Linked DNA regions of Homo sapiens: region 2 is linked to region 1. Evidence: chromatin loops called from intact Hi-C (ENCODE). Cell type or tissue: gastrocnemius medialis. All regions are shown on one strand. Each heading gives the region's core, and the rest is flanking DNA. Links, peaks and the distances in the headings are about the cores only. Region 1 overlaps NME7 (NME/NM23 family member 7). Region 2 has its middle 32 kb from the start of XCL1.

Region 1 (5,388 bases), core at 49-5,048:
AGACACTTCAGTGTTGGCAATCAAGGTTTGAAGTAAGCATAATTTCCCAGGATTACCCTTAACGTGTTTTCTATTTGGGGATATAAAGCGAATCAACAATGCACTCTTCCTCTGCAATAAGGAGCATGGGTTTGTTGGTTGCCATTAAAGCCTGAGGACTCAGACTCATTGCTTGTTGATAACTATTATTGCTCCATTTTTGAGTTCCATCAAACAAGAGAAAAAAAGTCTTTACAGAGTTTATACTGAGGATATGCGTAATTCTTGACCCTGAAATGTGATACCTATAGAATCTAAGAGTTTACTGGGAAAACCATCTGCTCCGCAAAGCTAGGTGTCCCAAATAAGAGAAAAGTTAGAAAAAGTTTGTATTATTTACGTGACTAGAAATGTGTTATAAAGACTTTTGCTTTTCAGCCTGAATCTAGTGAAGACAGAAGTAGAAGTTATTCACGTATAATCTCATCCAGTCTGGTATTAATGAAAATGGATAAGCTAAAGTCCATTCCTATTGATCAGATGGAGAAATCAGAAAAAAAGATATCTAACATCTTCAATCATTCAGCGTATTTTTTCAATCAATATCTCAGTTCAGTCTTAGTGCTATTTGCATATTACATAAAAATGCAGCACTTAACAAATTTAAATCTCTTATCCTTTTTCTGAAAAAAAAAATGGCATCATCAATAAACATTTGCTGAAGGTTTGACAGACACTGGTCACTCAGAATGTGGTCTGTGGTCCAGCTGCATCACATCACATGGGAGTCTGTCATAAATGTAGAATCTCAGGCCCCACCCCAGACCAGCTGAATCACAATTTTCAATTCAACAAGATCCCCAGGTGTTTTCTATGCACAGTACATGGATGTTTGAGAAGCACTGTTTTAAGAGCATTTTTCAAGTATTGGAGATACCAAAAAGGTGTAAAGAGACTTCTCTAGTTAGTTCCTAGACTAGGAAGTAAATATACATAAAAGATAAACTATACAAGAAGCATATGACAACTGCCAGGTGAGAGGTGTAGACAATTAACGGCATAGGAGTTTGAAGGAAGGCAAAGGTCACTCAAGATTGGGGCAGCTGGAGACATCTTAAAGGAAAGACAGTATAGCTGGCCCTCTGTATCCGCAGATTCTGTATCCGTGAACACAAACAATCTGGGATCAAAAAATATTTTGAAAAAAAATTGCACCTATACAGAACATATACAAACTTTTTTTCTTATTATTCCCTGAACAATATAGTATAACAAAATTTACATAGCATTTACATTGTATTAGGTATAAGTAAACTAGAGATGATAAAGGAAGATGTGCATAGATCATATGCAATTACTACACTATTTTATATCAGGGACTTGAGCATCTCAGATTTTGATATCTGAGGGGTCCTGGAACCAATCTCCCTCAAATACCGAGGAGTACTTTACTTGGAAAATAAGAAAAAAGGGAGTATGGTAATACTCAACCCTCCTTTGCATAAGTTTACTCTGTAACAGTTCTGTAAATTTTATATACCTAGAGCTCTTGGTATGGTTATTGTGTGGAGAAAAACTATTTGGTCTGAACAACTTAGTTATGGTAACTTGAAAACAGTATGCATGATGTACAAATATACAGCCTTCTGTGAATAAGGCCAGGCTGTTTTCCCCAAACTGTGTGTATTTCATTTTTTAAACAAATATATTAAATTTAGGATTTATTTAGAATGCAGGAAAACTCCTTTTTGAAGCACTCCTGAAAGGAATTCTTTTGGAAAATATAGAATTATTTTATAATATGAATAGTCAATTCCTGAAATATATATACCGTGAGTTAATATTTTCATTATATTTCAATTAAGTGCTTTTAAAAAGATCATGCTTGGCCAGGTGCAGTAGTTCATACCTGTAATCCCAACATTTTGGGAGCTGAGGCAGGAGGATCACTTAAGGCCAGGAGTTTGAGACCAGCCTGGGCAATACAGTGAGACCCCATCTCCACAAATAATAATAATAATAAAGATCATGCTTGTACATACTTACTATCTGGAGCTAATGGTTATTGTTTTGCTACAGTGTCACTAAACAAAAATCAACATACAAAGGTGAAAGGGTGGCACATGTCTGCTGATTACATTTAAGGGCCCCCAAAGTCTCTCTTTTTGTCCTTGCAAGTGGTAGGATTGTTTCACTGCGATATAAATAAAACGCCTTAGTAATTACATCCTGAGAACACCATGGCTCAGTACTATTCATGCCAACTTAACTGAACTGAAACATGGCACTGGTGTCAGTGGCTTTTACTTATTGATGGATTTGTAAGGTGGCAGGCTCTTTCATGTCCAAAAGCGGTAGTTTCCCAGGGTCTCAAGAAGATTTAAAAATATTTTCCTTCCATCACAACACAAAGCCTACTGACTTTAAGTAATGCTGCTGAGGGTTAACATTTGAAACTGACAAGCAGCACATGTGTATTACAGAGATAAGGCCTGGCACATGTTGCTGCAGCCTCCTGAGATTTTGAAATGCTAGCAGCTCCAGCTGGTGGCTATGCTCCATTCCTAATGTGCACTTTTTAGGGAAACTTGAGCCCCTCCTTCTGACTGTGATAGGGACATGTCTGATTGGAATAGGGTTATTTTTAAAGATATTCAGAACAACGAACATATTTATTCTAAGAATAAAAAGAGAGTGGAAAGAAATAAAAGAGGTAAAATGTTAAGCTGAGATCTTAAAGAAAACAGTATCACTTGTTAAAAAAAAAGAAAAATAGTGAATGCAGCCAAAGAGCAGTTAAAAAAAAATCACTAGGGAAGAATAGTTTTAAAAAGAAAAAAGAAAAAATGAAGGAACTGAAAGGCACTTTTTATGAGAATCATTCAGATAAACATACTGAAAAATAGCGAGGCAAAAAAGACTGATACAAGGAGTAGGGAAATGAAAATGAGTTAAGGAATGGGGAAACAAAAACCAGTTGAATTCCAAAATGAAATAAAAACATAGAGATTAAAAAAAGAAAAAGTACACTATGGAAGAAGACAGCTATCAAAATTTCTCAATCCCTATGGGGGCTAAGGTGGCACACATGGAATGGAAGGCAAGGGACAAGAAGGTGGGTTTGGAAGTAGACAGGGCGACATAGTTCTGTTTAAATAATATTGATAGGAGCCCACTGGTCTGGACTGAACTCCTTCCTGCAAAAGGCCCAACACACCAAACCAAAATGGAGTCACAGATGGTAAAGTTCCATGTTACCAAGCCAAAACTCAGTTTATCTGACTTTCTGAGAGATCAGGAGAGTGAGAGATAATAGCAAAATCTTCAAGTTTTAGCTGGCATGATAAGAAAATCCTCTCTGCTTTAACCTTTACAAGGAAATTAATTTTGAAATAACCAACCCACTTTTTGTTTTCTGTTTCTGCTTTCCTCAGTCCTTTTGTGACTATAAAACCAACTGCTCAGCTTATTGGGGCACTCATTCTATTTTACAGAATGAGGTGTTGCCCAATTCTAGTATCACAAATAAAAGTCAATTAAGATCTTTAAACTAAATTTGTTGTAATTTTGTCTTTTGACAATTCTTAGCTGTAATAGAAGATGCTAAGGCCAGAGAAGCAGGCAAAGTCAAAACTAAATTCAAAATGTTAGGGGCAGAGTCAGAAAAAGTACCTAATCCAAAAGGATACTTAGGCAAATATCCTCAAAGAGTTAAAATTCCATGGGTGACAGTTTCATGATTGGTTACTGAAGTTAACTGGAATATTATACAACTAATCTTTTGAGGTTGGTGTTTAGAATGTTACCACTCTCATCTACAACATATATATTAGTACTATTATCACAGACAGAAATCATGGAGAACAGACCAGAGACTAACTCAGCAGCAGAATTATATTCTTAAATGCTTTAAGGGCATTCAAAACATGTTTTTTGCATTATATGCAATTATAATTTGGAAATATATTCTTGACATTATAAAACACAAACAATTCAAGATGGAACCAGGTAGAACAGAGTTAAGATGCTGGCTTTTTAATAAGAATATGTCTTTTGGAAACAATAAAAAGATACTTTTAAAATTCTTTAATTTTATTTTAGAGACAACAATCTTGCTCTGTCACCCAGGCACAATCATAGCTCACTGCAGCCTCAAACTCCTGAGCTCAAGGGATCCTCCCACCTCAGCTTCCTGAGTCGCTGGGACTACAGGCATGTGCCACCACACCTGGCTTATTTATTTATCTACTTATTTATTTATTTTTATATTTATTTTTCCCAGCTGGTTTTGAATTCCTGGCCTCAAGTGATCCTCCCATCTCAGCCTTCCAAAGTACTGGGATTATAGGCATGAGCCACTATGTCTGGTCAAAAGATACTTTTTTAAAAAGGTTTTAAAATTAGGTTCTTTGAGCCTCATTTCTCCAACTATAAGATGAACATCAGAAAGTTTACCTTGAAGGGAACTGAGGATTAGAGCAAATCGTTATCAAGTTTCTGGGTCATTAACTGGATATAGCAGTCATAACAAATAGTTCATGAGATGTGTATTTAAACAATACAGAATGGACATTTAATTCATCTTTTACTAACACTCATTCTCTCAAAAATATATACTGAGTTCTTACTATGTACCAGACACTTTTCTGAATATATCAGTGAAAAACCAAAAATCCTTTCCTTCCAAGAGCTTGCATGCTAGTGAAAGGAAACAAAAAATAAGTGTGTTCAATAGTAAATGGTATAGTATGTTTAGAAGCTAATACTTACTTGTTACAGAAGAAAGTAAAACCAAATATAGTAGGATAAGTAATTGAGTGTTAGGCTGTTACAACTATAAATGTGGGTGGGAAAAGGTAGGCTTTGATCTCTTTGAGAATGAGATATTCAAGCACAAATACTACTAAGCACAAATAACTGAGGTAACTAAGTACCAATTTGGATTTCTGCGAATAAATTGTGGATGATATATGGATGGTGTTTCATTGTTGTTACTGTTATCCAAAGGCATAAGAAAGCTAAATTTGCTGGAAGAATCTTATCTTGAAATATTCTTACAACTATATTCTATTCTTCATGCTATTCTTAACTTCTCTTTGGCCTATCACAGAACAGTATTTGTTTAAAGCGCAACCATTTCTTTTGACCATGTAGCAGCAGCACTCATTAATGCCATGTTCAAGGTTATCAATCTTCAGACAGGCTTCCTTCTCAAAGCACTCCCCATCTCTCATATTGCTTCCTTATTCTCACAGTACTTATTTTACTCATTTGTTGTCTGTCTTTCTATTAGAACAAAAACTTTGTGAGAAAAGGGATTTTTTTGTGCCATTACTGCAGTATCCGCATGCTTGGCATTGTCTGACACATAAAAAGCACTTGATACATGGTTGAATAAATAAAAGCGGT
Region 2 (5,388 bases), core at 172-5,171, 580 kb before region 1:
TCTACTCTGAAAAAGAATTGAAAACAAGAACTCAAGCATATACTTGTATGTCAATATTCATTGCAGCATTACTCACAATAGCCAGAGGTGGAAACAACCCAAAGATCTGGCAACAGATGAATCAATAAACAAATCTGTACATATGTACAATAAAGTATTAGTCAACCATGAAAACAATGAAGTTTTGATATATGCTACAATATGGATGAAACCTAAATACATTATACATAATGAAATAAGCCAGACACAATAGGACAAATATAGTATAATTCTACTTATATGAAATATCTAGAATAGGCAAATTTATAAAAAGAACATAGGTTAGAGATTACCAGCGGCCTAGGGAAGGGGATAGGGAGTTATAGTTTAATGGGTACAGAGTTTCTGTTAGGTGAGATTAAATAGCTGTGGAGAAAGATTGTGATGATGATTGCATAACACGATGAATGTAATTAATGCCACTAAATTATTCACCTAAAATGGTTAAAATTACAAATTTTATTGTATGTGTTTTACCTTAATAAAAAAACAATTACTTTAATCTTTCACACTTAAATGGGGCTATGGTTTGAGTTGGTCCCCTTGAAATCTCACGTTGAAATTTCATCCCCAAGGTGCTGGTGTTGGCAAGTGGGCCCTAGTGGGAAGTGTTTGGATCATGGGGGAAAATCCCTCATGAATGACTTGGTGCTGTTCTCATAGTAGTGAGTGATTCTCCCTCTGGCCAGAATGGATTAGTTCTCATGGGAATGTTCCCACAGGAGTGGGTTTTTACAAAGCTAGGATGCTCCCTTGAGTTTTGCCTTTTGCCTGTTTGCAGATGTCTGCTTCCCCTTTGACATTCTCCATCATGTTATGACGCAGCTCTAAAGCTCTTTCCAGGAGCCGAGCAGATGCTGGCACCATGCTTCTTGTACAGCCTGTAGAACCGTGAGTTAATAAACTTCTTTTCCCTATAAATTACTTAAACTCATGTATTCTGTTATAGAAACACTAAATGGACTAAGACAAATAGTATTCCATTTATAGTTTACAAAGGTTTGCCATATCTGATTTAATTCTCTTATCCCCACAAAGTGGCAGAATATCTAGTATTCCCTGAATCCACTTGACCCTTACTTGCCCTGACCCTGCTTTAATGATGATAAAGCTGTTTCGAGAACTTAGTGAGTTGCAGAGCCAGCATTGGTACCCAAGTCCTTAGACTCCCTGCTCAGAGTTCAAGTGTTGATCCTCTTAGGAATTCAAGTCTTGGAAATCATTCTGAGGTCATTGATCTGCAGCTGCCCTTACATAAGCTGTCACTATAGACATTTAGCCTCTGGTTAAGATTGGCCTCCACCTCACCTCCACTTTGGGCATCTGAATATCTGACTGAATGATTGTTTGGGGTGTCAAAACAGGCCTGGAAAGAGACTTAACTTCAGAGTTCAAGGTGCTCTATTCATTAAAATGAAGATGCACAAGGAAAACATACCCAAAATATTAAGTATCTAGAGTGGATCCAATGACTCCCAATACTGGGGCACAACGTGAATCAGTATGGGAAACCAGGACTTAAGACATCCTGGGAATTGTTGTTCAGGGCCTCAGACTTTAAGAATCATTGGAAGCCCATTCTACATATTTAATCCTCACAACAATGGGGGTAGGGAGAGGAGCAGGAACTGTTTTCCACATTTTATAGCTTAGGGAAGGTTGGTGCTTGTCTAAGGTCATACAATCAGAGGGTACCAAAATGAAAATAGAACTCAGGTGTCTGGACTTCTAGATCAGGGCTCTTTCCATTAGGTTGCAGCTGACTGCTTCTAGGAGACCAAGTCCAATGCCCAGTAAATGCCATGTAGAAGGCGGCTGTTACTATTCTAAGTTTCAGGCAGGGGATGGGGACAGCCAGGAGTGGAGTGTGGGGATGCCATCCCGGATATGGAGTCATTTTTCATGACTTATGCCACTCTAACTGGCATAAACAAGACATAGCTGAAGATTAAATGTCCTGAACATTATTAGTCCATTAGATTTCTTGACACCTTTTCCCGTAATGCTGTCTTGTTTACATTCCCAATCAGGTTCTGCTTATCAAGTTTCTAAAATGTTCATGAGGAGTTGTCCTCTTCCTTACCAGTCTCCAAGGAGCAAATACTCTCTTGTATACTTTGGGAAGAAAAAAATATTTCTTTTTAATTGAAAGCTCAAGTTGCCAAGAAGAAATTGCTTTACCACCTCTACCCTTGCTTTGTGGTGCCAACTTGTCCCAGTCTGCCCAGAACTTTCCTGGCTGAAAGTCTGTGTCCTCCCCTTAATCTAGGGAAAACTGGGGTGGTTGATCACCCTACCATGGACCTAATTTTCTTCACTAGTTCCCCTCCCTGAATCCATACCCCTTCTGTTCCTATATTTAAGACTAGCTTTTGAGAACTGGATCCTGCTGGGGTTGGGAGCTTGATCACAGCAAATAGGAATCTTAGGAGTTAGTCCTGGGCAGAGGGTGATGTGGCTTTTTTGGCTTTCCCAGCCTAGGTATGTTGTGTTGATTGTAAGCAGTTCCTTCTTCCTGCCTCTGCAGGTGATGAACCCGACCCTATAAAATGCTTTGTCCTCACTAGAAAGATATTCTGTGGCTCAATTCCACCTAATAAAGGCAGATGGATTGGTGAACTGGGCTTGATGGTCTTTGCTCTGTAAGACAAGGAGAATCCACATGAAGGTGAAGTACAGATATTTTAGGGCCTGAGCTTCCTGGGGTGAGACTTCAAAGGCTCTCAGGAAAGCAAGAGAGTGGCTGTGGCTGGTCAGAGGCAAAAGGAGGAGATGTTGGCGCCATTCACTCTCGCCAGCAGGAAACTGGGACTAGCCCATGGCCCCAGGGAAAATTCTTAATATTTTCACTGTAGAACATTCTAGTAAAGCCAGGCGGGAAGCAATTACTGACAAGGTCAGTCTATGAAGTGAGGTAATTGAGAAGATTTAGCACAAACCAGTATGTCCTTCATTTCTCTTGGCAAAGTAGATTTGATGATTTTGGCTGGCTTTACGCGGCTGGCGATTGTCGCAGCAGGTTGGGTGACGCGCTGTGCTAGCAGAGAGGTCAAAGCACTGACTCACAGGCCTCCTTCTCAAGTGTCCCTACTTCCTTAGGAAGAAGAGTTCGCTGTCCATGGTTAGATCAAGCTGCCTTTCTGACCTGTCACAGGGTATTTGTTGTGCTGGATTTGTCGTTTCAGGGCATGACTATTTGACAGCTCCTGAGAGGAGGACAACCTAGTAGCATTTCAGCTTTCACTGTCTCGCCCGGGGTTTTAATGATAGAGATGAATTCACTGCATGTGTGCACGGGGCTTATGTAAGCTGCAAGCAGTAGCGCAGAGTGGAGAATGGGAAGACATGCGGGGGCGGCACCGCAGTGCAGATCAGAGCTTGGAGAGCTGGGCTGAGTTCGCAGCACATGGAGGTGCAGCGACTGCAGGCTGCAATGCAGAGCCAGTCAGAGAGCCTGCAGCAGGGGAGGAGGGGGCAGCTTAGGAGCTTCTAGGGGTGGCGCTGGGGCATAAAGCCCTAATTTGGCCCTGTTCAGAGGGGAGGGCTGGGAATGGTGGGGAATACTGCCCTACTGGGGCTTGTTTGTGACAATGGGTGGGGTATGAAGTGTGGGAGGTTGCTGAGGAGACAGAGGGGGGAGGGAAAGGCCAGATGCCCTGGAACTGCGGTGGAGGGGTGCGGTATTAAAGCAGCAGGCCCCTGTAACTGATTAGCTGAACAATTTCACTTTACGGGCTTCTCCTTTTCTGTCTGCTCAAACTACTCCTTCCTCCCCACCGTCACCCCTGCTCCCCCCACCGCCCTCTAAGTTCTCTCTTCTTTATAATCCCAGCCAGACTCCTCCCCATCTTGGACTTTCCTAAACCATGGCCTACAGCTGCCCACCCCAGCACCTAGTAAATAACACCTTTCCTTGATGTCTCAGTGGGGTGATGGGCAGATATCTCTGCTGGAGTCATCATGTTTGAGGATGCTCAGGATCTCAGCTGAGTGGCCACCTCCACGTAACACCAGTCTGCCCCAATCCCACAATCTTTATTTGAGCTTATTCTGCATAAAGAACTGGGCTAGGTCCTTCAGGGAATGTTACTGCCCTCTAGGGCTGGCAGGATAATGGTAAGAAATAGGACAAGAGCTCAGATGAATAAAGCATCCAGCCGAACACGGTACCTGAATACCTCAAGAAAGATGCAAAGTGCTATGTTTGTGTGTGTTTTCTATAGGTTCAAATACCTAACATCTCTTTTTTTCGAGCTGATTTACTGCTTTGCAGGAACAGTATATGGATTATTTTTTTTCTGATCTCTAAATCCGATGGGGTTTTCAATAGGGCAAAGGCTGGAGGTATATCTCAGTTTCTGTTACTGTCTTTTTGATCTAGCAGAGAAAGTTTGCCTTTAAAATCAGGCAGACCTGGGTGTAAATCTTGGCACTGCCACTAACATGCTTTGTGATGTGGGGCAAGTAACCCCACTTGCCATCTGTTTTTGCATCTGTAAAAGACAGATTAAATAAAAAGTGGTTAAGGAGCACAGGCTCTGGGGTTAAACTGTCTGGGCTTGAATCCAGAATCCACCAAATACTGTGGGATCTTGGGTAAGTTGCTTAACTTCCTGGTGCATCAGTTTCTTCATCTGAAATATGGGAATAATAATAGCACCTATCTCATAAGTTTACTGTAATAATGCAATATGTCAATACATGCAGAGAGCTTAAAATAGTGGCTGGTATAGAGTAAGTATCTTCTAATATTGATGGAATCAATATCAGTTATATCACAAGGATGCTGTGAGATATAAATTAGACAACATACATAAAAATACCTGGAAAATACATATGAATATTTCTGAATATCTTCTTCCCTTGTTTATCATGAGTTGGAAACCACAGAAAAGCCTTCTGTTCTAACATTCTGTAGCACATAATTTAGTCTAATATGAACAGATTTTTTTCTTTTTTGCCACTTTTCTTTAAAAAAATGGAAACTTAAGTTGATATAGTGAGTGATTACTAATATGATATAGTAACTGTTAACATTAAGCCAAAAAGTTATGCTAAAGTACAATTTTCAAAAAGGTAAAATCATGACTCACATGCAAATGTAACATGAATAAATGTCAAAAATTTTACTTAACCCATTAATTAATTAGGGAATGAGTAAGATGCTAAAATGAGTTCAAGGAGAATTTGAAGAATACACACACACACACACACACACACACACACACACACAAAATCAGGAGTGCTGAAATGAATTTGCTAAAAAGATAAATGACGAGTTAATGGGTGCAGCACACCAACATGGCACATGTATACATATGTAACAAACCTACATGTTGTGCACATGTA

What was found. Hi-C counts contacts between places; a loop is a spot of excess contacts. Peaks named below come from ENCODE experiments on the same cell type or tissue, not always from the same donor. Only the 100,000 strongest peaks of a DNase experiment are listed, where the experiment ranks them.
Region 2: a loop joins it to region 1, with 4 times the contacts of the local background. A loop is called at or near these places in 14 of 110 quality-filtered maps.

Annotation. Positions count from the first base shown.
Region 1 is chr1:169,191,164-169,196,551 of GRCh38, forward strand. The region is part of intron 10 of NME7 (NME/NM23 family member 7); the gene reads right to left. Among named protein-coding and RNA genes, the nearest start is that of ATP1B1, 87 kb to the left of the region's middle. In gastrocnemius medialis, for the core only: no CTCF peak of the experiment used is centred there; a DNase peak (open chromatin) is centred at 2,498; H3K27ac peaks cover 1,657 bases.
Region 2 is chr1:168,606,204-168,611,591 of GRCh38, forward strand. No RefSeq gene overlaps it. Among named protein-coding and RNA genes, the nearest start is that of XCL1, 32 kb to the left of the region's middle. In gastrocnemius medialis, for the core only: no CTCF peak of the experiment used is centred there; DNase peaks (open chromatin) are centred at 1,888 and 3,118; H3K4me3 peaks cover 886 bases; H3K27ac peaks cover 5,000 bases.